4 separate regions of the Mus musculus genome follow, and all the other regions are linked to region 1. Evidence: chromatin loops called from intact Hi-C (ENCODE). Cell type or tissue: heart. All regions are shown on one strand. Links, peaks and the distances in the headings refer to the core of each region. The heading gives the core; the rest is flanking DNA.

Region 1 (7,547 bases), core at 1,229-6,228:
ACCCGCCCGCTACTGGGGACCGCTGGCTTGGCCACGTCCAAGGGCTTCTTCCGTAAGATCCGCAGTTCAGCCCCCAACAGCCCATCCTTCTCCAAGGCACTGATGTCAAACACGTACCTCTGCTTCCTGACCGCAGGGCCTCGGTCATCTAGAGAAAACAGCCAGAAGTCAATTCCTGTCACTTCACCAAGAGAGCCCGCCACCTCTGGGCCTCCAGGGAGGATCTAACTCTCTCCCAATCAAAAGAGGTTTCTCTAACCTCTTCCCCACTATGGCCGAAGCCAACACGCAAACCACCAAGAGCCCTTTCCCAGTGAAGGTAGGTATGTGGCTGCGTACTATCTGAGTGCCCCTGGTGTTTGTGTCAATATGTCATTAGTCATTAGTCTTATAACTGTCTTCTGCCAGTGACCGCCCCATCCACGATCCAGCAAGATTATCTCCTGCAAATAAGGCAGGTGGTATGTACATTTCAATTACCCACTTTTTCAGAGGAGGAACCTGAAGCTCAGAGTAAATTAAGGGCTTATTCAAGCTCATCTAGCTAAGGTAAAATAGAAACCGTAGCCTAGGATTTTAATAGTCCGTTCTGAGCTTCTTAGACCTTAAAGGTCTCAGCAATCTTGCTATGGGCAAGGCACAGAGTTGGGGAGTAAACTGACGTGGGTAACACAGCAAATTAATAACCAAGCTAATCTGCAGCTCAACTCCCCAAGTTCCCATCCTAATGATTCTTTTGGTCCATGAATGTTCCAGTTTGTGTGTGTGTTGTGTGTGTGTGTGTGTGTGTGTGTGTGTGTGTTGTGTGTGTGTGTGTGTGTGTGTGTGTGTGTGCGTGCACGCATGCATGTGTGCAATTGGGTTCATGAGTAAGCATACAGTAATATATTTATGCTACTGGCATATGTAAGTAAAGTTGGGATTATATGAATACCTGAAACATGTGTGCATGTATGTGATTCATTTACCATGTGTATAAATATAAGCGCTGTGTGCGTGCGTGTGTGCGTGTGTGTGTGTGTGTGCGTGTGTGTGCGTGCGTGTGCGTGCATGTGTATGTGTAAAATCTCAATGGTATCGCTGAATCAGCATGTTCTCCTTCCTAAATGCCAATATGCCATTAGGGAACATTCAACTATTGCTCTAGAAGGTAACTAATTAGGCCTTTAAACTCCCCATCTCCCCCTCCCCAAGCTCCCTTAGTGCTGGGGGGACACAAGGACTTATTTTATGAGCCCTAGAGGGGTCACAGCTTTTCCTGGCTGGGCAGGCAGCCAGGCCACCTCCCCCACCTCTGCCAGACCTGCTGCCTCTGTACCTCCCCCCAACCCCCTGTCATTCCCCTACAGACCAACTCTAATGAGGAGCCTCTCCCACTCTCTGGCCCCTCCCCCACTCTGCCAGCCAAAGTCTCGAGGCTCAGCACCAGAGCCTGGGAACCACAAGAAACCTCACCAACTGCCAGCCGGCAGCCTAACTATCTCCACGGTGCGGAGAACCTGAAACTCAGAAGGGAAGGGATTTGCTGAGAACACACAGCAAGTTGAAAGGAAGAGCCAGGCAGACCTCCGGCGACGCTGACGCAAGAAAGACAAGTCCTCTCTCCCAGGTTGCTGATGAAAAGGATACAAGGTTTTCCCATTCAAAACGCACAGACATCACTCAGTCCGATGTCCTTTAGAATACAAATAGGAAGAGACCCCAGGGAAGAAGGGGCTCAATGTGGCCTCAGCCAGGTGCCTCCCCCTGGGACAAGTTTTCTGTCCTCACATATCCTGCCCCCTTCGCCCCCTATCTGAGGGTAAAGTTCAAGAACCGCAGAGACCTAAAGTTTCTTTCTCTCTGCTGTCTGAGAAAAACCTGGAGCTTAGAGACTTCAGCCAACCCGCATGAGGTGCAGAGTACCACCCAGTAATCAAAACTGGGTCTTGGAGTTTAGTATCCAACTGGGAGATCTTAGCTCCTCTCTGCACTTTAGTGCCCTTTCTGCACCTGGCAGAAGTTGGACTCGGAGATCCCTAGGTGCTCCTAGTACTGGATCTGGTGTGTATGCGATAAGTTCCAGACTCCCACCCCAGGCTGGATACACACGCTGTCCCCCACCTGCGCACTCCAAGACTTTGGAACTCTTGGGTCCCTGCAAATGCCCCTCCCTGCCACCCTACCCTCTCACCTTGCCCTTTGTCAATAAAGCTGGTGATGGTGTTGGCCAGGCCAGCCTCCAACTTCACGCTGCTGTTACCTCCCTTTCTGTCAGCATCGGACAGCGTCCTGTACAGGGAGAGCATGTATTCGTGGGGTGTGATGGGGGGCGGGCGGAACGGCTCCTTGGGCTCTCGAGGGGTCCCAGGCTCCCTGGTCTTCTTCAGCAGGAAGGAGCTGGGGGCAGATCCTGCTTTTGAAGATGCTTTGCCCCCAGGAAGCTGTCCTTTTGGGGTTACAGTCCGGGCTGCAGCCTGTCTAGTCTGGGAAGAGGGTCCTGGCTTGGTTTCAGGGCCACCGGATCTGGGGGGCATCTTTCTGGGTTCATCCTTCTTGGCCTGTGTCTGCCCAGAGCTTCCCTTGGCCCTGGCATTGGTGGCCCCCACACCATAGATATGACCCCCTGGCCTAAAGACATTCCTGGCCAGGGGTGGCCTCTCCTTGGCCTCCGCTTTGGTCAACCCTGGCTTGGCCCCTGGGGTTCTCTGTCCTAAGTCAGGGGCACCCAGCACAGTGCAGATGAGTTCCAGGTCCAGCCAAGCCAGGTGCCACAGCAAAAGAGTGAGGAGTTTGGGGAGTCTCATCCTCTGGCCAGCCGCTGAATGACACCACAGAGAAAGGCCGTAGCAGCGAAGGTGCCTCTGGCTTGGCAGGAAAAACCATGAAAGGAGTGGGTCTTCAGAGGCAGCGGTGGCAGCAGCAGCAGCAGGCAGGGCTTTCTCCTCAGTCTGAGTGTCTTGAAGTCCGCCGGGCGTGTGTCTGTATCCAGTCCCATAGTGGAAGTGCTCCCGTGTCCAGACGTGCACCGTCTCCAGTCAGCAGCTGAAAATAACTCGTTCTTGAAAGGAGAAAGCCGACCGCCCCCTTTCTCCCGCACAACTGACTGAGGGCTTGAAGGAGGCTTGTATAAGGCTGAGGGATTTTTCCAAGAAGGAAGAATGGCGTAATGCTGCCTGTGCGCTCCAGTTTTTTTTCCCTCTAATTTTGAATCCTTTCCAGTGAAAATACTTACACACACACACACACACACACACACACACACACACACACATACACACACACACACACACACACAAACCTGCAGGTGCTCAGAAAAAAATCTTTTACAAACCTGAACTCAGGAATTGGAAACGGAATTCCAACCCAAACCAATTTAATTACTCTCTGATGTCATGCTGTCTAAATTCATTTAAGTGCGATATATTTATGTGAAAAAAATTACCGCTGCCCTTTGGAGGCCATGGCTCACGGGGGCTTTTGGCTCAGAGCCCCATAGCGGGACTCAGGCTTAGGGGGCCTCCCCATCCCAGAGTAGACTCAGGGGTTTTCACCTCCACCTCCTGGAACAGCCCACCCCACCATCCTGAGCAGAGATGTTGAGAAGCTAGTGTAGAGATCTGCACAAACTAAGCATGCAAGCAAGGTTTTCAGTGAAGTCCTTGGAGTGTCTGTAAAGCAATTTCAATCTCTCTGTCTAGTCTAGGACCTGGTGTGTGTGTGTGTGTGTGTGTGTGTGTGTGTGTGTGTGTGTGTGTGTGTGTGTGTGTGTGTGTGTTGAGGGCAGCACAGATGGCAGCATTTACCTACTGTTTCTTTTATTTTAATAAACTTGTGACCCAGAAACAGAAAAAAAAATCAGTGTCCACTATACACCCCCACCAAATGCCATTGGCTAAGCACTGCCATCCTGTAGCCCCCTTGGCTGGAACCAGGTCCAGGGTGTGTGTACCTCAGCCACTACCCAAGCAAAAAACCCGCCAGTTTTCTTAAAAGAAATTAGCTGAGACCAGAGGCGACAGCCCCAGCCTAAGGCAGCAGCGACCCCTGCAGGAGGTTGGGAAAACAAACTCTCTGGGGCTGCTTTTCCAGAAGCTGATGAAGAAATCCAAATTCTGCTTGACTCAAGAGAGCTCCCTCTCCCTCTCTGCCTTTTCTTCTTCGTCTTTAGATAACGCACAGATAGCCCACGATGGCCTCAAGTTCACCATGTATCCGAGGCTGGTCTTGAACTCTGATCCTACACCACCCCTAGCTCAGATCCTCTTCCTTTCCTTTTCTCCTGTAGCAAAAGCTGACCTTGGACTTACAGTGTAGCTGAGGCTGCCCTAGAAGTCCTGATCCTTCTACCTCCACCTGCTTGGCTACAGAGTAGGATTATAGAACTAGTACCGCCTACTCTAGCCTTCTTGGTTAATCCTCTACTCCCTGCGCTGACCTAACAGATCCATTCATATGCTAAAGTCGGTTTCTAGAGACTCTGCTGGAGACAGGCATGTCACTCTGTAGTCCAGTGCACGGCACAAAGCCCTCACCAAGACAACACCAAACAAAGTCCTCACTCTGGAGATCTAGGTAGACTCATGCCTGGTTTTTGGTTTTGTATTTATTTTGTTTATTTATATGTGTGGAAAGAGGGTCCCAGGGGAGAGCAGAAAGGGGCATCAAGTCCCCTGGAGTTGGAGTTGCAGGCAGTTGTGAGGCTCCCTGGTGTGGCGCTAGAAGCAGAATTCTGTCCTTCCTAGGAGCAGCAAGTATTCTTCTTTTATTTTTTTCCCCCCATAATTTTGCTCCTAGCTCCATTCCAGTCTTCACAGATGGCTCCCAGGTCTAAAGAGGTTCACTTCAAAGGACCAAGGCACTACCTGCTCTCTTGAGGACAGCTTGAAGTCGTTACAGTCCCTCGGGTTATCCAGGTCCGTCCCTCTTGTCTTGGCTTGTGATTGACTTTCATGGGCCTCTCTGGCATCTTCCTACTACAATTCCCTTAGAATTGCTTTCTTGGCCTCTGAGACCTCTCCATCCCAACTCTCCTTCTACCTAGAGCTGACCCACTAAGGTATCGGTATCCCTTACACCCCAGAAAAGTCACGAAGCTTCCAAACAGCCACCGCACACTTTCTGTGCTGCTTTCAGAGTTCAAATCCATCCAGCCTCGGTCTCTGCCCCCACCTCCAACGCAGATCAGTTTTTAAAGTCTGTGTGCTTTTTTTTTTTCATAGTTTTATTTTAACTGAATTCCTTATGCCTATCATAATTTATGTACATATCTGTCTATCCCATTAGATTATAACTACACTGTACCATATTTGTCTTTCAATTATTCCCAGGGCTTGGCACAGAGCCCAGCCCATAGCAGAGTCTCGGAGTGTGTTGTATGAATGGCCCTCAAACTGGCCCTTTTAAAGGAACACTATTGTTTTCTTTTGTATCATTTCTGTTTTAAAATTAGAGTAAATAACTGGTTTCATTGTAATGTTTCCACATGTGCATGCCCTTATCCTTCTGTCACATTCACTCCCTTATCACCTCTCCCCACCCACGCCCCCTTCTTCCACCCAGGAACCCTTCTACTTCCTGTTATATCTAGATATTTAAATACACAACTTTTGCATATGAAAGAAGAAAATAACTCGATGTCCATGCCCCCACCCTTCATTAACTTCCTGCTTTCATGTGTCCCCATCAGTCCCTTCAGCCTCCCAGCAGTCACTTGTCCCCCTTCTGCTTTCAGAACATATATGTAGATCCAGATGCTACATACATGAGAAAGCATGGGCTGTGTGTGTGGTCAAGTCTCAGACGCCATCATTTTTAACATACTCTGCCTCCTCTACTAGACTTCAAGTTCTTAAAAGGGAGAGACACTGTCTTGCTACTAGCAAAGTAAGCTCTATCCACTGAATAAACAAAGTTATGAATGAGTCAATAGAGCCATCCAATGCATGATTTGATAATGATCAATGGCTCTGCAGACAGACCTGGATTTGAATCGTGGCAGTTCTGCTATTTATACAGTATATGATTTTGGAGAGCCATCCAGCCATTCTGAAACTCTGAACAGGGATGATGACAGTACTGACACACGAAGAGCTTTTGTGGATATTCAGTGGAGTGGATTATTAGACACCTAGAAAGAGGGCTCGTGAGATGGCTCAATAAGTAAAGGTGCCTGCCATCAAGCAGCCTGAGTTTGCTCTCGAACCAGCTCCCACACGCTGCCCTCCAGCCTCCCATTTCCTGTCTCCCACCTAAGCACATACACGCATGTACACAAAGTAAGTAAAATGAAATTTTCATTTTTATCTATTTTGTTTATGTTTGTTTGTTTTTCCAAGATAAGGTTTTTCTGTCCTGGAACTCACTCTGTAGTTCAGGCTGGCCTTGAACTCAGAGATCTGCCTGCCTCTGCCTCCCAAGCGCTGGGCGCGAAGGTGTGCGTCACCACCACTGGGCAAGCTTGAACTCTTGATTCTCCTGCCACTATTCCCTGAATGCTGGCATTGCAGGTGTGCACTGGCACGCTTGGCCCCTTTCCAATATTTTTAAAATTACGTTTAAGAATTTTATTTTTCTCTCTCCTTTTAAAAAACTTTTCTCTCTCTCTCTCTCTCTCTCTCTCTCTCTCTCTCTCTCTCTCTCTCTCTCTCTCTCTCTCTCTCTCTCTCTCTCTCTCCTTTTGAGACCAGGTCTCACTATGTAGCCCTCACAGCCCTGGAACTCTGTGTTGGTCAAGCAGGCCTTGAACTAAGATCCACCTGCCTTTGCCTCTGGAACATCAGGTTCAAAGGTGTGTATCACTATGCCTGCCTTAAAACTGTAGTACTATTTGTATGTAGTGGTACACAGAGGTCAGAGGTCCAGACAGCCTGGAGGAGCTGTTTCTCTCTGTCCACTATGTGGGGCTCCAGGATCAAACTCAGATCACCAGGTTGGCAGCAGGATCTGAGCCATCTCAGTGACCCCTCTCAACATATTATACCAAGGATCTCACTCTAAATTGATCAACAGTGATAAGGAGGTGCGGTAGGAACATTAGGGAATTCTGACTTTCAGCCAAAGACTCACTCAAAGTCTGGAACTTGAGGGCATGGAGGATCCTCAGACAAGGACCATTGTCTGAGGACCAGGAGACTCCCAGGATTCGGGACGTCTCCAATGAAAAAAAGGAAAGCGACTCTGAATCTGGATAGAAGGCCCTCTCCAGGGAGGAGCCCAGGGTTCCTGCCTGGCTCTTACTATAAAGGTGACTAATCACTTTGGTCCCCTCTGGTAATTGCAACCAGATGCTGCCGCTGGCTGCGCTTCAGTCCCGACATGTTTAATTACTGGGACACAGAGTCTCTGGGTCCCCTGTGGCTCCTTCCCTCCCCCATTCCTGTCAGCAATATTAATGTCAAACCTAAGGTAGAGGATGGGAGCCTTGGGAAGCCACTGGCATGGAAATAATCTTCACAGGCCCTTCCACTGTGTAAAGCCTCTAACTTCTTTAAATGTTTCCCATCCATTATCTCATCGGGACCTCACAAAACATCCTTACCGAGAAACTAAGCCAAAGCATTATGAGC
Region 2 (7,547 bases), core at 1,707-6,706, 250 kb before region 1:
TGGACGGTCCGCAGCGGCCTGGAAAGGCCTCTTCCCCGGCCCCTGGCCAGCTCCAGCCTGGCCCGCCCCGCCCCGCCCCTCCGGGCCGGCCTCGTACCTGCACCGCCCGGACCAGGCCTCGGCCGGTGAGCTGGCCCTGCCGCAGCTGCAGCAGGATGTTACCCGGCCGCGGTCGACCTCCCCAGCCGCCCCACGCCGCCGCGGTAGCTGCCAACCGCCTCCCCCGGCTGGCCCCAGCTCCAGCCGCTGCGGGCGCTGCCGCCATGTCTCCTCGTCCGACAAACAGGAAGCAAGCGGTCCCGGAGCCGTGTCGATTTCTACGGGGCGGCGGAGGACTCTCTACATCGCCCCTAGTGGACTGACGCGGAGGTGCAAGCCGCGTGGCAGGGACTGTGCGTGCCCCGACGCCTTATGGGAACTGTAGTCTTTACCGAGGGGGAGCAGGTAGCTGAGATGTGGCTCTTCCTGGCCCTCCAGTTTGCTGAGTGGGATACCTCCAGCATTTCTTCGAGGTTGCTCCAAGTGGAAAACCAGTCACTATGTGCACAAGCTCTCAAAATTTTCGCTAGCTGGAAATGATGCAAGCCCAGTGTCCAGGGAAAAATTCTAGGCCCTAGGCCAGAGTTGACACTTGACACGTGTCCCCTTCCTTTTACAATTGACTTTAGCCAAGTCACTACACATTACCCCTAGCCCTCAGTCCATTCAATATTTAGGTCCTGGGAGCCAGACTAGTCAACTAATATTTTTATTACAATTAACAAATATGTGCTTTATGTAAATGAGACGTAAAGGACCATCAATGCTATTGCTTATTCGAAGAAAATGGCGAAAAATATTTCATTTACAGATAGATGTCAAAAAATAGTTCCTAAAGGCACCAGCTGTACTCCTCATACTGAATATATAGGTGAGGTGGAGGGCGAGGTGATAAGCAGAACAGCAGAGGGCCCTGTTAGGGGACGAGGGTTTCAGGGGACCACAGCTAATCCACACAAACAAATGTAGTTATTTATTTGGCAAACTGTATCCCCTATCAAATAGAATATTGCCCTCATTTTCCCCGCAAGTAGAACTGAATTCACTGGCTCCGACAAACCTCGGAAGCAGGGTGGTGCTGACTCTCCCCACTTTCTCTTCTAGGAGGCTATCTTGTAACAAAAATAAGTTGAGTGTGCCAAATTAGGATGCCATGAAGTTTGCTACTTGTAACTAAGGTGGCTATAATTTGTTGCCCAAACCAAAAGTCCTTAAAAAGTGAAATGATGTAATAAGTAACTTGCAGTGGAACAACAGCAGGCATTTGAGATCGCTGCCAAGGCAAACTAGACTGTGACTGACATCTGCATGCTACTTGCAAGGTGTGGCTCCCACTCGCTCCAGCAGATCACTGCCTGGTGACCTGGTTTAAGACAAAGAAAATAGGATAAGGAGAGATGAGTCAGTGGGTAGAAGCACTGGCTGCCAAAACTGACGACCTAAGTTGTTGGGTCCAATGAACCCATGTTGGTGAAAGGAGAAAATAATTCCTCCAAACTGCCCTCTAATCAATCTCTCTCTCCCTCTCCCTCTCCCTCTCCCTCTCCCTCTCCCTCTCCCTCTCCCTCTCCCTCTCCCTCTCCCTCTCCCTCTCCCTCTCCCTCTCTCTCTCTCTCACACACACACACTTTAAATGTAATTTTTTTTGTTGTTTTGGGGTTTTTTTGTTTTTGTTTTTCAAGACAGGGTTTCTCTGTGTAGCCCTGGCTGTCCTAGAACTCACTCTGTAGACCAGGCTGGCCTCGAACTCAGAAATCTGCCTGCCTCTGCCTCCCAAGTTCTGGGATTAAAGGAACGTGCTACCACTATTCGGCTTAAATGTAATTTTTTAAAAAAGATTTATTTATTATTATACATAAGTACACTGTAGCTGTCTTCAGACACACCAGAAGAGGGTGTCAGATCTTATTACGGATGGTTGTGAGCCACCATGTGTTTGCTGGGATTTGAACTCAGGACCTCTGGAAGAGCAGTCAGTGCTCTTACCTGCTGAGCCATCTCGCCAGCCCTAAATGTAATTTTTTTTAAAAGATTTATTTATTGATTATATGTAAGTACACTGTAGCTGTCTTCAGACACTCCAGAAGAGGGAGTCAGATCTTGTTACGGATGGTTGTGAGCCACCATGTGGTTGCTGGGATTTGAACTCCTGACTTTCGGAAGAGCAGTCGGGTACTCTTACCCACTGAGCCATCTCACCAGCCCCTAAATGTAATTTTTAAAGTTAAATTTTTTTATTGAAAGAGAGCAAGAAGAGGGAGGGTTTAGAGGGAGGAAAGGGAAGAAAAATGACATAATTACATAATACTCTCAAAAGTAAAAGAAATAATTTTTTAAAAAAGGAAAAAACTTTATAAAATAAAAGCCATAAAACTGCATTAAAAAAAAAAAAAAGCCGGTCAGTGGTGGCGCACCCTTTAATCCCAGCACTTGGGAGGCAGAGGCAGGCTGATCTCTGAGTTCGAGGCCAACCTGGTCTACAGAGTGAGTTCCAGGACAGCCAGGGCTACACAGAGTAATCTGTAATCCTGTCTCAAAAACAAAAACAAAAAACAAAAAACAAAACACAAAACAAAGAAAACAGAAAAACCTGCATTTTTCAGTGCAATTGTCCCATCATGAAATCTGAATGAACCAAATAAAACCCTGTGTGTTTGTGATTGTTGGAGAAGAATCAGAAACAGGAAGTTTATCCTGTGATAAAGGAGATTTTTTTTCCAACGGACAAAAAGCAAAAACCAAACCAAAACAAAACAAAACAAAAGAAATAGGTCTTTAACTTTACAGTTAAATCTAAAATTCATCTTAGAAATATAAATGTAACAAAATCAAAGTGTAGTTTTAAAACTGGGTTTAGGGACAGAGAAGTACACCGGCATAGATTCACACCCACAAAAATCCAAAATAAGTGGGTTTTGAAATATAAGTTATATGTGCACAGAGCTGTTAGAAGTACAAAGCATTAAAAGGCAGCAGTGAATGAAGACCATCTTTTACGATTTGGGGGGAGAAATGCCTTCTTAAGCATAAAGTCCAGAGCCATGACAGGAAGATTAATAAAACTGACCTCAACATTCTAAGCGAGACAGCATGAACAAGCATAGAAAGCGCACGGCATTCTGGGAAAGTTAGTTTAGGATGTATGAAGAGCTTTCTGTCCAGTCTGCCTCAAGTTCTCCACCCCAGGTAGTTGTCTGAGAGGCTAGGTTTCCCACCCCCTTCTTTCTGATCAAAGACTACTTCCCTGAGCACAGATAGAAAGCTTTGTCTCTTATGCTCCCCATACCTGTGTTCTCTACTTGACATATAACCCATTACTCTGTGCATCTCTCCAGTTGTTGTGATCTGTTTAGTACTTTGCCACACCCATCCCCAGTACCCAGATCAGTACCTGGAATAAAGTCAGCGATAACATTTGTTTTGATCTGATCAGTGGATCGATGAACAGATAAATACAGCCACTCCTACAAGATTGCTACAAGCCAAACCACACAATGGATAGAAGAGTTGGGGATAGCTGGTGAGATGACCCAGGGGGCAAAGGCACTTGCTGTCGAGTCTGAAGACCTGAGTTTCATTCCTGGGAACCAAATGGTGGAAGCAGAGAGCTCTTTCCTGAATGCTAACCTCTGACCTCCACACAAGTGCCATGACATTCCTTCCTATGAACATGCACACGCGTGTGCGTGCACACAGGGGGGGGGACAGGGGGAGAGAGAATAAATCAATGTTAGGAAATTAATAGCTGAGCAGGAATAGGCAATTCATAGGATAAAGATGCCAAATAAATATGGGGGAAGGGCCTTCTTAGTTCTCCCCAGAGTAGAATGCTGGAGACGAGAGGGCTAACCAAGATGCCTTTCCAGAGTGCAATTTTTCATCAATATGTAATGTGGACTTCTTTTGACTCAATAACACTCCTTTAGCGCTACAGCAAATTAGCATTCTCGTTAGTATAATTCTAGAAGACAGAGCAATTAGTCAAGAAAAAAAAAAGCAGCCAAGTTGGAAACAAAACCACACATAAGAGGCGGAGCAAGCAGCGCTGGAGAATGACAGCTCAGCTGTTAGAAGTGCACACCATTCCTGCCCAGAGCCTGAGTTCCTTCCCAGCACCTACACTGGGAGGAGGTTCACTCCAGCTCCAGGGGAACTTGATGCCCTCTTCTGGACTCTACCAGCATCTGCAATCACGTGAGCATACCCTGAACACACAAATACACTTAAAACTAATAAAAATAGCTCTTTTTAAAAAGCCTTACCCTTCACCTCGAGGTCAGTCTTTAGGGCGCCATAATACTAGGAAGTAAGGAGAAAGGTTTCCAGAAACCTGTGGGAAGGCTGAGTGCAATTTATCTGTTGCCTGTCAGCTTCTCCCAGCTGCTTCTCACCACCAGGGGGCGCAGCATCCTTCTGCCAAGTGGCCTGTTGATGCGGATCTGGGTCAACACTGAAAACAAAACAAAACAAATGGAAACTCTAGGCTTGACTAATTTTTTGCAGTAATCTCAGTGGTGCCACCGCATGCGATGCTGCCATTCCTAGAATATTACCGTCCTTAAATTAACTACCACGATCACCTCAATTACACGTACAGATTTTTCTAGGGCAATTTTTTTAAGAGTAATTTTTCTTTTAATCCTGGGGAAGTCATAATCAGAGAAAAATCACATTACTATATTCAGACCATAGTAATAACTGTCCGTGTAACTGTGCTTCATCTTGTGGTATCATTTTGGAGACTATTTTTCACATTTTGTTTCTAATATACAACCTCCCAATGATTAGAGCAACTGGAGGGAGAGGGGAGGTCTATTCTTTCCTTTCACCTGTGGGTTCTGGGTCTTGAACTCATGTCATGTCTGGCGGCAAGCGCCTTTGCCCATGGAGCCATCTCACTGGCCCAGTGACTTGTTGTTTTAAACATTTTCTATCGCCTATGGGCCAGGCGCTGTCACGGGGACTGGGGATGCTGTGCAAAGGAAACAAAAGTCCCTGCTCTCTTGCAACTTGCACTAGGTCTAAAGCCCGCCCTTTCCTGAGCACTTACCATTGGCCACCCACTTAACCCTCCTGCCCTTTCACTTTCTCTCCTCAGCGTTTTTGGGGAAAAAAATTCAAATTTACAGAAATGTTGAAAAATTATAGTCTGAGCACACATGTATCCTTCGCTTATACTTACCCATTATCGTCATTATGTTCTGGATGGATAGATAGATAGATAGATAGATAGATAGATAGATAGATAGATAGATAGATAGATAGATAGATAGATAGATAGATATCTCCCTATGTAGATGTACGATATGTAATACATGATATATATCTTCATATATACTCATAGGTAGATAAATACTTATGAAGAAAGTTCATTCTGCTAAGTCTCTTAATTTTCTGGAGGCTGGATTTGAGTTTGGGTATGCGCATGCCAAGGTTTGTGTGTGATGGTCAGGGGATGACTTGATTCTCTACTTCTCCATGTGAGTCCAGATTTGAGCTCGTTGTCGTCAGACTTGGCAGCAGGCTCCTTTACCCACTGAGCCATTGTGCTGACCCAAACCATTTTTTTTCTAAGCCATTTTAAAAAATTATAGATGCTATGAGATTTCACCTCAATATTTCAGTGTTTTTCTCTTCAGAACAAACACATGCTCCAATAAGCATGAAAGTATCAAGAAGGCCAAGCCAGAGCTACACAGTGAAATCCATTAAAAACAAAACAAAACAAAAAAATGAAAAACTAACCTGGTGAAGGGGATGCTGGAGACACTGGACTGGGTATAGGGTAAAAAGTCTGAGCTCACTATTGGGTTTTGAAGACTCACCAATCCTTGGATTTCTTCCAAGCTCAGGACTTGAAATCTCACCTATCCTCACACTAGAAAGCTACACACACACACACCTCTCACACACACATACACTCTCTCTGTCTCGCTCTCTCTGTCTTTCTCTCTTTGTCTCTGTCTGTCTGTCTGTCTGTCTGTCTGTCTCTCTCTCTCTCTCACACACACACACACCTCTCACACACACATACACTCTCTCTGTCTCGCTCTCTCTGTCTTTCTCTGTCTGTCTGTCTGTCTGTCTGTCTGTCTCTCTCTCTCTCTCTCTCTCTCACACACACACACACACACACACACACACACAAGAAACCCTATGTAAAGCTTGCCTCCACACAGTTCCCTGTGGCTTCTTGCCGGCCCAAACAGAGGCAGCCACCTTCCAGTGTCTTTCCCAATAAATCTCTTGTGTGAGGCTTGTTGTACAGAGTGACCTTGTGGTATTCCTTGGTCTTGACTGCCAAGATACATTTCCCTGCAGTGCTACAACACTTCTTTCTATTAGGGATACCTTTCCCCTCTGAGCACTTATACTAGGACTACATTAACGAAAGGTTAATGACCTAAAAGCCTTAGGTGGACTGGGAAACACCAGACAGGAAAATTGTTTTGGCTGATAGACATTTAGGAGATTCTGATAAGGACAGTCACATACTCTTGCTCGCGCCAGACTGGCCAACAAGAACGATGCTGCAACAGGATCCTTCTACACACATTTATTAGGAGAGCTTGCTTGCAGAGGCAAAGAGACCCCAAGTCCAGAACTGGTGCTGCTTATATAGGCCTAGGAGAGGCGTGTCTCACACCCGGATTGGTTGTGCTTGGGTTATGCTTACCACCTCATTTGTATGGCTACATCTGATTGGTTAACTTCTCTCTCATCTGATTGGTTAACTTGTCTCTCATCTGATTGGTTAATTTTGGTTAATTCTCAAAACCTCATCTTGGCAAAAAAAAACTTTACTGCCTATGTATGTGTGGTGGCCAGCAGAAGCCAGCGCCACCCTGCAACAGCACATGTGGCTTCCCACAACATACCAAACCCCACTGGGATCTGGCATTTTGAGGACACAGGGGGGACTGACCTACAGGTGGAATCTTCCATCCCCCAAAGCCCCTTTACACCCTATAAAGTCCCCGAGCTCCCTGCTCCACGTGCAGTCTCCACTCCCAAGGAGAGGCGGCTCTGATTTGAGGACAATATGCTTCTGCCAATCACTTTTTTTCCAGGTCCCCTCCATTGATCCCACCTAGCATTTGAGAACTACTGATTAATGGAAATATGAACTATATATGAAAATGCTCTCTCTTTTCCAATTTTCATTGCAGTTTCATACACATCTCTGATGATGTTTAGTTTCACCCTCTGTTCCTCCTCATCCCCCTATCTCTGGTGAAAACCTGCATCTTCCCCGGAAGTCCTCCTCCTATTTCCACGTCTTCTTTTTGTTTGGGATCCATTGAGATTAATTAGAGTTGCTCCCAAAAGTGTGCATGGGAGGTTACTTATAGGCACACAGGGAATATGTCAGTACTACACCATGGGATACAACATGCCCTGTGGGTCTGGCTTATAGACATCATGGACTTCAAGATTTATCTAGATTGTAGCATTTGCTAGGTCCCCATTTCATCTGGGGGTTGAATCAGCAGTGCCAACCATATAGC
Region 3 (7,547 bases), core at 1,344-6,343, 270 kb before region 1:
GGGCTGGAGAGATGGCTCAGCAGTTAAGAGCACTGACCGATCCTCTAGAGGTCCTGAGTTCAATTCCCAGCAACCACATGGTGGCTCACAACTTTCTGTGATGGGACCAGATGCCCTTTTCTGGTGTGTCTGAAGACAGCAACAGTGTACTCATATACATTTAATGAATAAATACATCTTTAAATAAAAAAGCTCTTGTTTCTTTTGTTTTTATTTTTTAAAGGTTTTTTTTAAAGGGATTTATTTATTTATTTAATATGTGTGAGCTTTTTAAAAATATGCAGATGGGAGAAATTATGTAATTACTTTATAATTTAAAAAAATAAAAATTTTTAAAATTTTACTTATTTTTATTTCATGTGTAGTGGTACTTTGCCTGCATGTATGTATGTCTGTGTGAGGGGATCAGACCCCCTGGAACTGGAGATACATACAGTTGTGAGCTCCCATGTGGGTCCTGGGAATTGAACCTAGGTCCTCTAGAAGAGCAACCAGTGCTCTTAACTACTGTGATATCTCTCTAGCCCAAAAGAAATAATTTTTTAAAAGTACACACATATATACAGTATGTTTGTGATGGTATAGGTAAAAAGACACTTTTGTAATTTGTTCCTGGGATTTAAGTTTGTAAAAGTTGGTATAAGTTGCAGATTAATAAATAAAAGAGATAAATATTTAGGCTCCAAAAGTCTGTAAAAAGTTCTTTGGCAATCTTGTTTGTAATTTAAAAAAAAAAAGTGAAAAAACTAAATGTTCAACTGGAGTCTGAGCAAGTAAACTATGAACAAGTAAACTATAATTACACCAGGAAATACTAACTAGATATTTAAAATATGGAATATTTAGGTATGCATGGGGAAAAAGCAAGGTAGAAGAGAGCATCTTGGATATATGACTTGCCAGTATGTGTGAGGAGAAAAGACACGAAGCTGGGGATGGGAGCACACGCACACGCACACGCACACGCATCTAAACCAAAAACAGCTCTGGTACACACAAGACCTAGTGATCACAGCAGCTTCCAAGGACAACACTGGGACACCTTTCACTCTGTACGCTTTAGTACTTCAAATAAATTCTTTCAAAGCAAATACTACAGTGCTTCAACATAAGAGAATGCATTGACCTCAAAGTTAAGATCCAGACCAGAAAAATGCTCAACAGGGGAAGTAAGGCGCACGCCATCACGCTGACGGCCTAGGCTGAAAGAACTCACACTGTGTAAGAACCAGCCTCAAGAGGGGAGAATTCATAAATGTAGAGTACATTTTATAAATTAAAAGTTTAAGTTAAGCTGGTGGTGGTGACACACAGCTTTGATCTCAGCACTCGGGAGGCAGAGGCAAATAAATCCCTGGGAGTTCGAGGCCAGCCTGGTCTACACAGAGATATCCAGGACAGCCAGGGCAGCACAGTGAGACCATGTCTCAAAACAAAACAAAACAAAACAAAACAAAACAAAACAAAACAAAACAAAACGGGTTTGTTTTTTTTAGGTTAAACCATCTGAAATATTTGCTATAAATCTGAAATTCTTCTTGCCTCTTGTTTTAAATTTTCAATGACTTAAGTATTAATAGCATTAAACAGCTACTTACATCAACACCTCCAAATAAGTCAAAAATATATGTATTTGGGTATGTAGCTTCTTGAGTAAATTTCCTGTCTTCAGTTACAAACGCCATAGCCTCCATAGAGAGAAGAGGAGAAATCTCCTGGTTCAAAAAAAGTACAGACAGATTCCATTTTAGAATTTAACAGAAGACACTAAAATATCACTATAATATTCATTTTAGTAACAAACTCAATCCCCCCCTGAACAAAGCTAGCCCTCAATGAAGTATCCGGGACCCTTGGAGTCCTTTTTTCCCATGGACTCTGGCTGCTGTGACACAGCACGCTTAGACATCAGCCTTAAGGAAGGGCTAGAACCCGCACTGTCATGCTGGGAAAGCTCAGCAGCTGGCTGGGGAAAGCTAGGCTGTGTATCCTTGGCTCATTTCCAGCAGCAGCTTGCCAGGGTACCAGGAAGGTCATTTTGGACAGTGCAAACATCTTTAGGCCCTACAATAAATACTCCAAGAAGCAGATGAACTTCTGGTTCACTGAGAGCTGCTGAGAGAAGATGGGGCAGCTACCTGATGTCACCAGGTATTGCAAGAAACAACTGGTTCTGCGGTCATAACAATCTCTGTTGGACTGTGATCTCCTGACAGAAATGTTTGGTGACTTCTCCATGTCAAAGGCATTCTTATGGTCTTCCATAGCCACCCAAAGGGATCTCTTTATGCTACTTGTAACATCTGGCACTTGACTTTGTAACTATTTATAAGCCTAGAGTTTTATCCCCTAGACTGAATCAGTGTTCCCTGAAGACAAACTGAAGCCCCTGAACATTTGGACAGATTCTTCTTTGTATTTCCTCCTCTGAGTCTTAAGGCAGAGGAGGAGTCACCACTGTAGGTGCCTGCATTGGCTCTCAAGCTCTGGGAAGGGCATAGCATCCTTTGCTCATAAAAGGCAGTAACAGACAGAAAGAACTCTCCTGGAACACTGCGGTTTCAAGTGTTTGCAGAATGAATAAAGTGTACCACACACCAAGGTCACTAGGATATTATTTTCCCAAGCCTTCAGTTTTACCTCAGTTCTGTAACAGAAATTTGGCAGGTTTTTGGAAAAAACCTTTAGTTTTTGTTGTTGTTGTTTTTGTTTTGTTTTGTTTTTGAGAGATAATCCCTCACTAACCTGGAACTAACTACATAGTAGAGGATAGACAACCTTGTACTCAGAGATCCATCTGCCTCTGGTCTCCTAAATGTTGGGATTAAAGCATTTTAAGGCACATAGGAAGGCTATAATTACTTCTATCAGACTGTGAAAGGATGAGTATGTAATATCTCTTCCTAAAGGGAACAACTACGTTTATTTAATAAGCAAGGTTAGAATAAACCTGTGAGATACAGTCATCAACACTTTGCCTCTGAAGAGTACCGTAGTATTCAGTGTTGTTATGACTACAGGCTTACACAGGTTACAACTGTGGCTCCAGTTGCTTCTCTAAATTCGTGTTTGATCCCAGTCCCAAGTCAGAAGCAATGAGTGTGGGCCAGCACCGAGACAGCACTCAAGTTGGAAAACAAGCGTCTAACTCTCAACCTGACCAGCAGTCCAACTTCAATCTTGCATTAATGATAATTATTGACAGCCATAAAGCTCCTCCCAAGAGCCTTCAGTGATATAGGGCCTTTAAAATTCTTTTCAAAAAGAATGCCATCTAGGGATAGGAGTGGGGATAGGGGCTCAGGGCCCAATTCCAGCCTCACATGTGCAAGGCCCTGCGTTCAGTCCCTAGCATCACAGGAGGAGTGGGTGAGGGAAACAATCAAATCCCTGGGCACTGGAATAACTAGTGATTATTTTCTTCTTTTAACGTTTCCAAACTTCTCCAGTGTCCTACAGCTCATACAAAAGCTGGCTATTTCTAAAAGGTCAATAGTGGGGGCATCTGAAGACCCTGAGCACAGACCCTCTAAGGCCCCATCAGTTACCTTGAGAATGCTTTGGCACTCAACGAAGTCACTGTGCAGATGGCTGGTGGCATACAGCTTAAGGAGCAACTGAGGAATTCCACTCCATTTGGACAATTTGTCCCTCTCGGTCAAAAAGGTCTCAGTGAACTGTGAATAAAAAATAAAAACAAAGAAATATTTTATTGTCAAGGAAGAAGTTTTGGTAAAGAGAGCAGCTGACTCCCAAACAGCCAAGGACCCCAGCAAATAAAGCTGTAGCCTACGCCCTGCTCCTGACATAGGACTGCTCTGAACCCTACTTGTCAGTCTACGCTTTCCCCAGTGCACACTCAAGACTCCAAATTCAGCTGTGTTTTCTCTACTTGATCTCCCCTGCCCAGAGGCTCTCCCCCAGGCTTTTCTATCTGAAATGCTACTTTCCTTCAAACAGCAGTCAATAAGGGCCAGCAAGACCACCCAGTGGGTAAGGCTGCTTACTACACTAGCCTGATAACCTGCCTGACTCCTGGAACCCATGTAAAGGGGAGGAAGGGACTTATTAACACCACATACCGTCCTCTGACCCCCACAGGCACACTACAGCACAGGAGTATACACACACACACACACACACACACACACACACACACACACACACACTCTTACTTAAATATTTAAAGAAACTTTTTATTAGAATTTTAAGTTATTGTTTATTTTATGTGTATGGGTGTTGTACCTACATGTAGGTCTGTACACAACTTTTGCCTGGTGCCCATGGAGGCCAGAAGAGGGCGCCAGATCTCCAAGAACTGGAGTTACAGACAGCTGCGAGCTGCTATGTCTATAAAAGAACTTTTAAAAATCCTGAACTACAAAGTGAGCTCTAGGTCAGCTTAGACTATAGAGACCTGCTTCAAAACAAAGCAATAAGTGGGTGGATGGATAGATACACAGATGGACAGATTGATCAAGGCAGGGGATGAGAGATGGCTCAATGGTTAAGAGCATTTCCTATCCTTACAGAAGACTCAAATTTGGTTCCCAGCACACATGGCTGGGCAGCTACAACCACAAATAACTCCAGTTCAAAGAATTTAACATCCTCCTTCCAGTCTCTGCCTGCACCCACACGTGTGGCAAGCATTCACATAGACAAACAAACAAATAAATAAAACTTTTTTTTTTACATACAGGCCAACTGCTAGAAACTTTAGTTGGCTTTCCTCTCTCCTTCCTAGGGCCTTAGGGCCCCTCCCTACTCAAGGACTTCATTTATCACATATTTTAACCTACTGCACATAGCTTCTAGTTCATCCACCCCTTTCCCTCTCTGGATCACAACTACCCCAGAGCAGACACCAAACTAAGAAAACACTCACTCACACACACACACACACACACACACACACACACACACACACACACACACTCACACTCTCTCTCCCATTCAACTGCAGAGTTCTTGCACAAAGCAGGGGCTGAGTAAATGTCTGAAGGTATCAACGAGAACACCCGCACAATGACAGAACGTGAGTGGATTATAAGGTCATTTCCACATTACGAACACCAGACACAAAACTTTTGTGGTCCAATCAAATCAAAAGTATCTAGTTACAGTCTGCATGGAGCAAACAAACCTTTAATAATGTTGGGCTTGTCTGAATACACATGCCCCATGATGCAATGAACAAGTCTCATAATTCTATCTACACTGTGTTTTAGATGATGGCATGAGGGGGTAACAGAGAGTGCTCAAAAGAATGCTTTTCCTTAGGGCGAAACACAGGAAATAAGACTTACAACAAAAATGTCTGGATAGCAGCAATGTTATATATAGTGTTTAGGCTCAAAATCAATGTAAGTTAAAAATAAAAAAAAAATTAAAAAAAAAAGATAAAAACTTCTTTCCTTTCTTTACACAAAGCAAGAAGCAAATCTACAGCTGAGACCCTGCGGAAGTAATTCCTACAGAGTATCTGCACGAGAGAATCCTAAACAGTATTATAAACGGGAATCACAAGCTAATTATCTCCCATGAGAAACTAGGGGAAATAAGCTCAGCAAAATAAAACAGGGCAGCAGAAACAAAATAAACTAAAAGCAGAAAACTATACAAACATTGACAACACCTTCATTTCAAGATTTTCTGGAGAGGCCAATGAACAGATAAGCGTTTAACGACAGCTTCTAACAACTGGCTAGGATTATTAAACTCTGGAATGAATGAGAGAATACCACCACCAGTGACCAGAGCAGAAGAGACTCTAGGCAAGTACTGAAGATGACCATATGTCAACAGTCGAGATAGCTAAAGGAAATGACTGGGAGAACACAGGCTGTGAGACTGACAGAGCAGCAGGCAGGCCTGGAACACCCGAGAAGCTGACTTAGTGATGATTCACATAGCAACAACTAAGACCTCCAGAAAAGAAGCCTAGATCCAGACTGAAGGCTTCACATAGTACCAAACATTTAAAGAAGAACTAACACAAGCACCCAGACTCCTCAAAATAGTGAGGCTAGTATTCTGGTAACCAATCTAGACAAAAATACCACAAGAAAACTGCAGGTCAGTCTCTCTTACCAATATAGATGCAAAACAAAACAAACACACACACACACACACACACAAAATCCTAGCAACATATATAGCAAAAGCAAGCAGAAATAATTCAACATACCAACTATTACATACAGAAAACCAACAGCCTACAGGACATCCTCAGGACATTTTTTTTGGTCTATGTCAAAAGACATAATGAAAAATGGCAACAGCCAAACATGTTTCCATGATTAACACTCTGCACACACTAGAAGCAGAACAGAGCTGTCTCAATCAGCTAAAAGTATTTACAAACTAACACCATGCTAACTAGTAAAGACGAATGTTTTCCTACTAACATCAAGAAGAAAAAAGACCTAAAGATGTCCACTCTTACCAACTGCATTTAACAATGTACTAGGAACATAAATGTGAACAATTGGGCAAGAAAAATAAATAAGAGACTTGAACTGGAAATACGGAACACTCTATGTGTGGATAACATGATCCTGATCATCAATTACACTTTATAGTAGCATTAAAAATAAGATATTTGCCCAGCATGGTGGCAAACACACTCAAGGACAGCCTGGTCTAAAAAGTGAGTTCCAGGACAGCCAGGGCTCTGTTACACAGAGAAATACTGTCTCAAAAACAAAATTAAACACTGTTAAATTCAACACTGTTAAAAGATATTAAAGGATGCTCAGAACACCAAGGCAGAAGGATCTCAACCAAGGCCAGGCTGAGTTATACTGTGAGAACTTGTCAAAACAAAAACAAAAACAAAAACAAAAAAAAACAGGCTAGAGAGACCGCTCAGCGGTTAACAGCACCAACTGTTCTTCCTAAGGTCCTGAGTTCAAATCCCAGCAACCACATGGTGACTCACAACCATCTGTAATGAGATCTGATACCCTCTTCTGGAGACAGCTACAGTGTACTTACATATAATAAATAAATCTTTTAAAAAAGAAGAATCATTCATTATTAAAACAACAACAACAACAACCAAACAAACAAACAAACAAAACCAAGAACCATGGAAAAGCACCTCATGTCCAGGCAGTGATCTCACTGACACGACAGTACCTTCCATACTGCTCATTGTTCTACAGCAATAGCTCTATGCTGTTGATCTGATGTAATTCCTACCAAAGCCCCCTTGTCTTCACTGTAGAAATTGGTAATTTACTACTAACTCTCATATGGGAATCCCAGGGACCCAGAAGAGCCAAAAACAGTGTTGAGGTTGCAAGTTTTGTAATCCTGAATTGCTGATTTGTAAGTTCATCACATGTCAACACCAATCAAGACTGGATTAACAGTCTCGTCAAACAGTAATGTCAAACCATAGGATAATTTCCTCAACAAATGTTACTATAGTATAAGTGAATACCTCTAAGTAAAAAATATGTGCTTGCAAGTATGAGGATACAAGTTCAGTCTCCAGAACCTTCTTAAAAGAAGAAAAGTTTAAAAAGCCAATGTGGTGG
Region 4 (7,547 bases), core at 1,142-6,141, 98 kb before region 1:
TCCCCACAAACCATAGTCTCTCCAAAAGGGGATGTGCCTGAAGAGCCCCATCTCCATCCATGATGGCGTGTTGCTGGGCCCCATCTTGTTCCAGTCCCCTCAGATGCTGGGAGTCCCTGTGCAATGGCTAGGCTGTAGCTAGCAGACATCATTTCCTGACACCCCAGCTCTTATATCTCCTCTGCTTCTCTTCCATGACAGTTCCTGAGCCTTGGGAGAGAGTTTTGAAATAGCTGTCCCATTAAAATTTTTAAATTTTATGGGCATGTGTGTTTTGCCTACATCTGTGTGCTACATACATGCCCAGTGCCTGCAGAGACCAGAGAGGCATAGGATCTCATGGAGTGGATTACTGATGGCTGTGAGCTTCCATGAGCGCTGGGAATCAAACCCAGGTCCAACGGGAGAGCAGTCAGCGCCATCTTTCTAGCCCTCAGACGTTCCATGTAAGACTGGGTTCTCTGTATTCTGACCAGTTGTGGGCCTCGGCATTAACCACTGCTTATTGCAAATGGCAGATTCTCTGACCAAGGCTGAGAGCAATAGGAATGAACCTATGGGTGTAAATTAAGTATTCAGGGGACAGTTGGACACCATGTCCATTTACCAAAATAATGTCCGGCTTTGCCCTAAGGCCCGTGACCTCAGCCATGGGGTTCTGACCAGGTTTACAGAACCAGGCATGGACCTCCTCTTATGGGTCTCGAATCCAACCAGAAAGCAGTTGCACAAATGGGGGCATCTCGCCCGGCATTGTAGCTTACAAGGTTCACAGCTGGGTAGGAACGTCGACTTCTCCCCCGACCCGACCAGTCTGCACAGCACCTCCACGCGATGGGAGCTAGCCTGCAGGAAGGATGCTGCCAGCTCAGCTCTAACGTGATTTCTCTACGTCCTGCAATGGAAGTGTGTGTCGTCTTTGGCAATGGAGTCTTCCATCAAGTTCTAAAGAACAACCAAGAGCAATGGCAACCCTGTATGGTCTTGAGGGCTCTAGGTAGGATTTCAAGTGTAATTATTTTCCCTCTTTCCTTGCAATATTTGTACTTTATATTTTGAGTGTTGCTTCAGAATTTCCTTTTACTTACTTATTAACATTTAGAGTGTGTGTATGTATGTATGCATGTGTATATATGAGTATGTATATTATGTGTGTGCATGTGTACATGTGTGTGTGTGTGTGTGCACGTGACCTCTGCCATGTAGAGTTGAGATCAGGAGTCAACTTGCAGGACGTCTTCTCTTCCACCATGTAGGGTCCCAGCAATCTAAGTGGGGTCATTGGGTTCAGCAGCCTTTACTCACTGAACCTCCTTGTTGGCCCTTTCTTTTATTGATAGGGTTTCATGATGTAGCTCAGGACAGTCGTGCCTCTGCCCTGCTTGGCTTCTTAAATAATGGTGTCTCATAACTTATTTTGGCCACCTCTGGAAGTTTATCAAAAGGGACAAAAATCATTCTCAAAGGGCAGCCTTCCCAGGGACAGCCCCCCACTGCTTGATATTTAGCATCACCGCTAGATAAGTTGAGCTGAGGCTGATCCAACACGATCCTTCTAGATGGGCTAACACTGACAGTGAGCAACTCAGCTGTCCATTCACTCTCAGTTACGAACCGAGGCACACGCAGACACTGCACAGCAGCGCACAGTGAGTGATCTTCCACCTTGGCAGCCACTCTGTCCATCTGCAGCCAACATCGATTGCAGTACGGAAGGTGTGTGTGTGTGGGGGGGGAGGCGACAAATGGTGGGGTCCCTTCAGATGATTCCAAGCGACTCAGGATGCTCGGGGAAAAAATGGATGAGACTTGTAGAAGCAGGCTGGGATGAATGGGAGTCAACCGGACAGCCCACAGCCTGAGGCGTACCTGAGTTTTATCTGGAAGACGAGAGGTCCTGGTGGGGCGACTGATGCAGACGGCCGTGCATAGGGAGCCTGAGGATGACAACGCAGCTCCTTGTTAAGAGCTGTTGGATCCTAACACTTGAATCCTGTAGACATAAGCTCTGCAAGCAGGGGCTATTTTCTGCTGTGGGACTCAGCTAGGGTTTGTATGAACACGGAAAGAAAGGTGGGCAAGGGTACCAGGACGGCTGCAAATGACCTTTAAAGTGGCTAGCAAATTTGAGGTCCCAGGACACGAAAGCAAGCCCAGCAGCTAAGGTGGTGCCGCGGGCTGGGATCTGTGGCTAGGGAGCTGCCCTGGGCAGCAAATGGGTTAATGCTCAAATAACTTTTATATATGAATTAATGTGCAGAGTTAGGAGCCAAAATCTGTTCCATTAATTTTTCCATCCATTCCAGGAGCAGTTAGGTACACACAGTAAAGTTTATTTTGGTGCATGGCATACTTCAGTCCATTAAAAATAAATTAATCAGCAAATCCCTGCCTGGCTCGCCTCTGGTTTATGTAAATAGTGCCCAGATGTAATGAGTTACAAGGTGCTATTATCTCATGCTCACAGAGGACGCCTCACTCCAGAGCCCCGCTTGCAACAAAAGCATCTTAAATAAACTGAGAAGGCGGCTTGATTTGTAATGTTTTCACAGAAGTGGCGCATACCTCACAGTATAGGGTTTCTTCATATGACTCATTTTATAGCAAGTTCAATGAAGGAAGCTGGGTGGGGGAAGGGAGGGAGGAGACGGGCCCCACCCCCGTTCCTCAATTTCAGAAAACCTTCCAAGAGATGACCCAAAGTCTCGGGGGAGAGAGAACAGACCCTTCAAGTGCCCAGAGAGAAAAGGCCCCTCAAGTTCCCATCACAGCCCGTGCTTTAGAACTTGGGGAGGGGATAGACACCGGGCCGAGGCTTGGATGGTACCAGCACGCCACAGTATCTCACGTAAAGAGAGGCCAAGTGCGGAGAGTGTGTTCCTTCCCCAGTTCACTGTGGGTGACAAAGGGACTTTTGTTCTTTCTAAATGACTTAGGATGTGACAAGCCCCTTGGTCCTGAGACCTCCTGGATCTCAGTGAACATGCCTGGCAGACTGTACCTTGCCCAGACAGTGACTCCTCTCTGTGACCTGGGGACAGGAGTAGCAGCAGAGAGCCCCTGGCCTCTTCTCCTCTCCTCTCCTCTCCGCTCCTCTCCGTGCTGCCTCTAACTGAGCTGCAGTTATTCCCTGAGCTTGGAGAACCCACGGCCTCACCTGCACTTTTCTTTTCTCTTGTTTTTTCAAGACAGGCTTTCTCTGTGTAGCTCTGCCTGCCCTGTAATTCACTCTGTAGATCATGCTGACCTAGAACCTAGCTAGAGTCATCTGCCTCTGCTTCCCAAATACTTGGACTAAAGACATGCACCACTACACTGGGCTTTAACTATGTTTCTAAAAGACCTTGGAACAAAGAAAAACCATGGCAGAAATAAGTCTCTCTTTTTAATGGCTACTTCAACCCCATGGCTCACAGAGGGGGAACAGTATATGGTTACCCACTGTGACTTTGGAACTTAATAAACTGCTCCAAGCACAGGGGTTTCTGAGTGAAGGCACCCCCTTCTAACCTACCCATCCCTTCCTCAGCCTTCGGAAAAAGCTCTCAGTCACGTGTGGTGCTGAGGGGACTTGGGAAGTGTGCCTGGGGCTTCTCTTGAGGGAGGGGACCTGTCAAAGAGCAAGAGGACCTCCCCAGTAACCCCACCAGATCAGGAAGAAGAAACTCAACACGAGTGGGCTGAGTATTCAACAGGTACTGTTCACAAGTCAGTTCAGGCCACCTTCTTCAGGGTCCTGGGGCAAACAGGCACTTCTTCCATGGAAGGTCCTCAAAGCCAGCCAGCCAGCTGTCCGGAGGGACCAGTCTCTCAAAGGCCCTCATCATTGTAAGTAGGAGCATGGGGCTTCAAGATGCTTTGTGGATTCTTCTCCACCAGAGGGCGCCATCTCACTTCCCCTGTCAGCAGCAGATCCTCACCGTTCATGGAGTCCAGGTATTGCATCTGCAAGTGGAGAGAGCACGGAACAGAGGTTAGGTGCTCACCCAAGGGGGCAAAGACACAAAGGAGAGGAGAGGGACCAGGGCAGTGGGGGTGGGGGCGGTGGTGAGCTGACTGTTCACATCCACGATTACCACAAAAAGAAGACCTGGAGAAGTACAGCAGTTCTCAACCTCTGGGGCACAATTTTCCCTTCCACAGGGGTCGCAGGTCAGATCCTGCATATCAGATATTTACATTACAGTTGGTTTTTTTAATGCTATATGTAAGTACACTGTAGCTGTCTTCAGATACACCAAAAGAAGGGGTCAGATCTCATTATGGATGGTTGTGAGCCACCATGTGGTTGCTGGGATTTGAACTCAGGACCTTCGGAAGAGCAGTCAGTGCTCTTACCCGCTGAGTCAACTCTCCAGCCCCTACATTATGGTTCTTAACAGTAGCAAAATTGCAGTGATGAAGTAGCAATGAAATAATTTTATGGTTGGGGGTCACCACACCACGAGGGACTATAGTATTAAAGGGTCGCAGCATAAGGAAGGTTGAGAACCAACCACTGAGTGGTCTAGTGAGTCACACTGTCACACATCCCCACTCCACCCACTCCAGACGAGGGCCATTAACCACTGCTACATTCTCATCACAAAGTTCTTGCAGGCCAGAAGTCAGAGCACAAGATTGTACTCCCCGACCTCCGCTGGCGGCAATGCACCGACCAGCTAGAAATGTGTATCTCATGGGGACTGGGGAGAGAGACAGCAAGGTGTACGCAGAACACGGCAGGCCAGCTGGTTTTCTAGTGTCTGTGACTCCACTGTCCTTTAGTGGCCCCACAGGGCAGGCTCCCTTACCAGGAGAGGCAGGAAGACTGCGGATTAGCTTCATCTTCGGTCTTGGATTGTCCCCTCTTTAAAGAGCTCACTGCTCCTCTTGCATCTTATGATGCCTCTTGAACTTAGCCCCAGCCTCTCACCTGAGCCTCCCCCCCCCCACCCCCGGTTGTTAGCCTCAACATTACTGCAGATCGGTTATCAAATAGTAGCAGGCGTGTAGCACCAGAGACTGCTCAAGGCTCGGCTTCCTGGGCTGCCATGACACACCCAGTCAGAACCTGACTCTCCTTGGTCTTCCCCAGCCCCTCCTGAACCTGGGTCACATGACAGGCTGACGACTCCCTGGCTGCCTGTAACCTCCTCGAGGGGAGGACTGACACAACAGGCCCTCAAGGCATGACAGAGCTGGGTCTCCATTCAAAGCTCCTGGCTTTCTTAGGGTCCCGCTACTGCCCACTTCTAATGGTTCCAAAGGAAACTATTCACAAAGACACTAATTATGGCAAAGTCTTCTTTCTGGGCCCCTGGAGAGGTCCTAGCTGTGCCTTGTCATGGCCTTTGGCACAAGCCCACCAGGACGGATGGGAAAATTGGGTGGGTCTCTCACAAAGCAGTGTTTACTTTGCCAGTTTCGACTCCTGTCTGCGGGTGAGGCTCTCCGGCCGCAGTGCCTTCTCCCTGGCTTTGGCAGATCTCAAGAAGAGTCAAATGGCAGTCTTGTCTTCTGGAGTTCCCTACCATCTGGCTACCAACGGGCTTCACTGTGTCAGCCTTTCACCAGGCAATGCGCTGGTCCTAGAGCCGGGATCTGGTCTTCCCTTTCCTGGTTGCTGGAGGCCAGCAAGGCCATGGAGGTGAACTCAAGAATTACTATGCCATGGTGCTGCTTCAGCCCCAGAGGCCAAGCCCATGAAGCTAAGGTGTGACTCACAAACAGCTCCAGCTGGTGAGCTGTCTGCAGCAGCTGTGGTCTCTGGGGTTAAATGATTCACCCAGCGTGGGGTCTGAGGCCAGTCACGAAGGGTGAACCGACTTGGAGACCCCAGAAAAGCCTCCACATTCCACCTCGGGATGACTGAATGCATTCATCCAGAAGGCGTGAGTGAGTTTCCTACCCAGGCAGGATCTGGGGCAAGTGATCAGGAGTTAATTCACAGAACTAACTGGGCTCAAGCAGGCCTTCCCAAAGAGCGCCCTGGAAGCTTTAGAGACAGGAGCCCTGACAAGCCAGGAGTAAGGACCTGACCCTGATAGCCAGTGGGGAGAACCAGAGATGTGTTTGTTAGGTGTGGCCTGAAGCCTGGCTCTGCTACAAGTCGGGAGCAGAAGATCTCTGTGAGTACATGATGGGCAGGTGGGTGTCACTCGGCCTCATGCCACCGCTTCCAGGACGAGGGCACAGTATTTAGCACAGCACCCAGCACCAGCAGTAACGAAACACCGAGTCAATAACCACGGCTCTTCCTTTCCTCTCTGTTCCCATCCCTGGGATCCTCGGCCTAGTCACAGCTGCACACGGACATGCTCATTCTTTGTTGGTGTCCAAGAGAGAAACAGCCTTGAAAAGACAAGAGACCTGGAACTTTCTATTTAGACCAGGCTGGCCTCAAACTCACATCTGCCTGCCTCTGCCTCCAGAGTGCTGGGATTAAAGGCGTGCAACACTATGAATGAGCCTGAAGATGCTCAGTCTTAAGCTAGGCCTGGTGGCTCACAAGAGAAGGCAGGAGAATCAGGAATCCAGGGCCAGCCTGGGCTACACGAGAGAAACCTTGTCTGAAAGAAAGAAGAAGAGAGGGAGGGAGAGAGGGAAGCAGGGAGGAGAGAGAGAGGGAGGAAGGAGCTGTCTTCATCAATGCTTGCTGCTTATGAGATTGGGTCAGAAGCCCTTAAACTAGCTCCTGGTATGTCAGCCTCTTATCACCCACTAAGATGCCAACCGCACACACTCAGGAGGACTCAGACGCCGCCATGTTTGCACAGGGAGAAAGATGGTGCTGACCTGTTTCCTCACATATTCCACCAGCAATTCAAGCTGTCGAGGGTCCTCACATTTCTGGTTGAAGAAGGTCCTCCAGAGCGCAGCAGCCAGGCCATGGTCATCTGAAAGGATCCCCTGGAACACAGGACAGGAAGTGTTACAGAGCCATGCTACAAAACTCGGATATTTCAACAGGAGACCCCGGAGTGGATTCAGAAGGAGCAAGAGGGCATTGGCAGTGGGGTGAGAGGGAGGGTGGGGGTCGAGGCAGGGTTTCACTGTGTAGCCCTGGCTGGCCTGGAATGTATGATGTAGACCAGGCTGAAACTCACAAAGCTGCCTCTGCTTCCCGAGTGCTTCTTCCTTTAAAAGTAAATTTTATTTTTAGTTTATGTGTATGAGGGTTTGGCCTGCCTGTGCACCACATGTGTGCCTGGCAAGTGTGCAGAGATCAGAAGAGTATGTCAGCTTCCTGGAACTGGAGTTACAGGCAGTCGTGAAGCAGCAGCAAGTGGGTGCTAGGAATGAAGCCCAGGTCCTCTGGAAGAGCAGCCAGTGCTCTTACCCCCTGAGCGTCTCTCCAGCCCCTCAACACTTCTTTTCATACAGAAGAACACGGGACTCTGAGGGGCACGGCACTGGCTAAGGTAATGCAGAGCGGGCACTCGTGTTTGGGGGACCCTTCCAGGTGTGGTCCGTTCACCCCTACATTCTGTGCCTGGCCTAGACAATGAGTGTCTACAAAGCCCAGGAAGGGCAGCATAGCAGCCACACTTCTGCTGCCGTTAACA

Evidence for each region. Peaks named below come from ENCODE experiments on the same cell type or tissue, not always from the same donor. Only the 100,000 strongest peaks of a DNase experiment are listed, where the experiment ranks them.
Region 2: a loop joins it to region 1, with 2.4 times the contacts of the local background. A loop is called at or near these places in 5 of 42 quality-filtered maps.
Region 3: a loop joins it to region 1, with 2.4 times the contacts of the local background. A loop is called at or near these places in 7 of 42 quality-filtered maps.
Region 4: a loop joins it to region 1, with 7 times the contacts of the local background. A loop is called at or near these places in 37 of 42 quality-filtered maps.

What each region holds. Positions count from the first base shown.
Region 1 is chr2:155,942,270-155,949,816 of GRCm38, forward strand. It overlaps Gdf5 (growth differentiation factor 5), which reads right to left and starts at 3,098. Exons shown (of 2, transcript NM_008109.3): 1 at 2,174-3,098; 2 at 1-148. The coding sequence starts at 2,786. In heart, for the core only: a CTCF peak has its summit at 4,034 (motif pointing left); no DNase peak of the experiment used is centred there; H3K4me3 peaks cover 591 bases; H3K27ac peaks cover 984 bases; H3K27me3 peaks cover 997 bases.
Region 2 is chr2:155,692,042-155,699,588 of GRCm38, forward strand. Trpc4ap (transient receptor potential cation channel, subfamily C, member 4 associated protein) reads right to left here and starts at 343. Exons shown (of 19, transcript NM_001163452.1): 1 at 98-343. The coding sequence starts at 265. In heart, for the core only: a CTCF peak has its summit at 4,388 (motif pointing right); a DNase peak (open chromatin) is centred at 4,440.
Region 3 is chr2:155,669,442-155,676,988 of GRCm38, forward strand. Trpc4ap (transient receptor potential cation channel, subfamily C, member 4 associated protein) reads right to left here. Exons shown (of 19, transcript NM_001163452.1): 2 at 3,549-3,677; 3 at 1,599-1,715. Among named protein-coding and RNA genes, the nearest start is that of Trpc4ap, 19 kb to the right of the region's middle. In heart, for the core only: a CTCF peak has its summit at 4,302 (motif pointing right); no DNase peak of the experiment used is centred there.
Region 4 is chr2:155,844,582-155,852,128 of GRCm38, forward strand. Uqcc1 (ubiquinol-cytochrome c reductase complex assembly factor 1) reads right to left here. Exons shown (of 10, transcript NM_018888.4): 9 at 6,778-6,891; 10 at 2,305-3,945. The coding sequence ends at 3,811. Among named protein-coding and RNA genes, the nearest start is that of Fam83c, 14 kb to the left of the region's middle. In heart, for the core only: a CTCF peak has its summit at 3,872 (motif pointing right); a DNase peak (open chromatin) is centred at 3,920.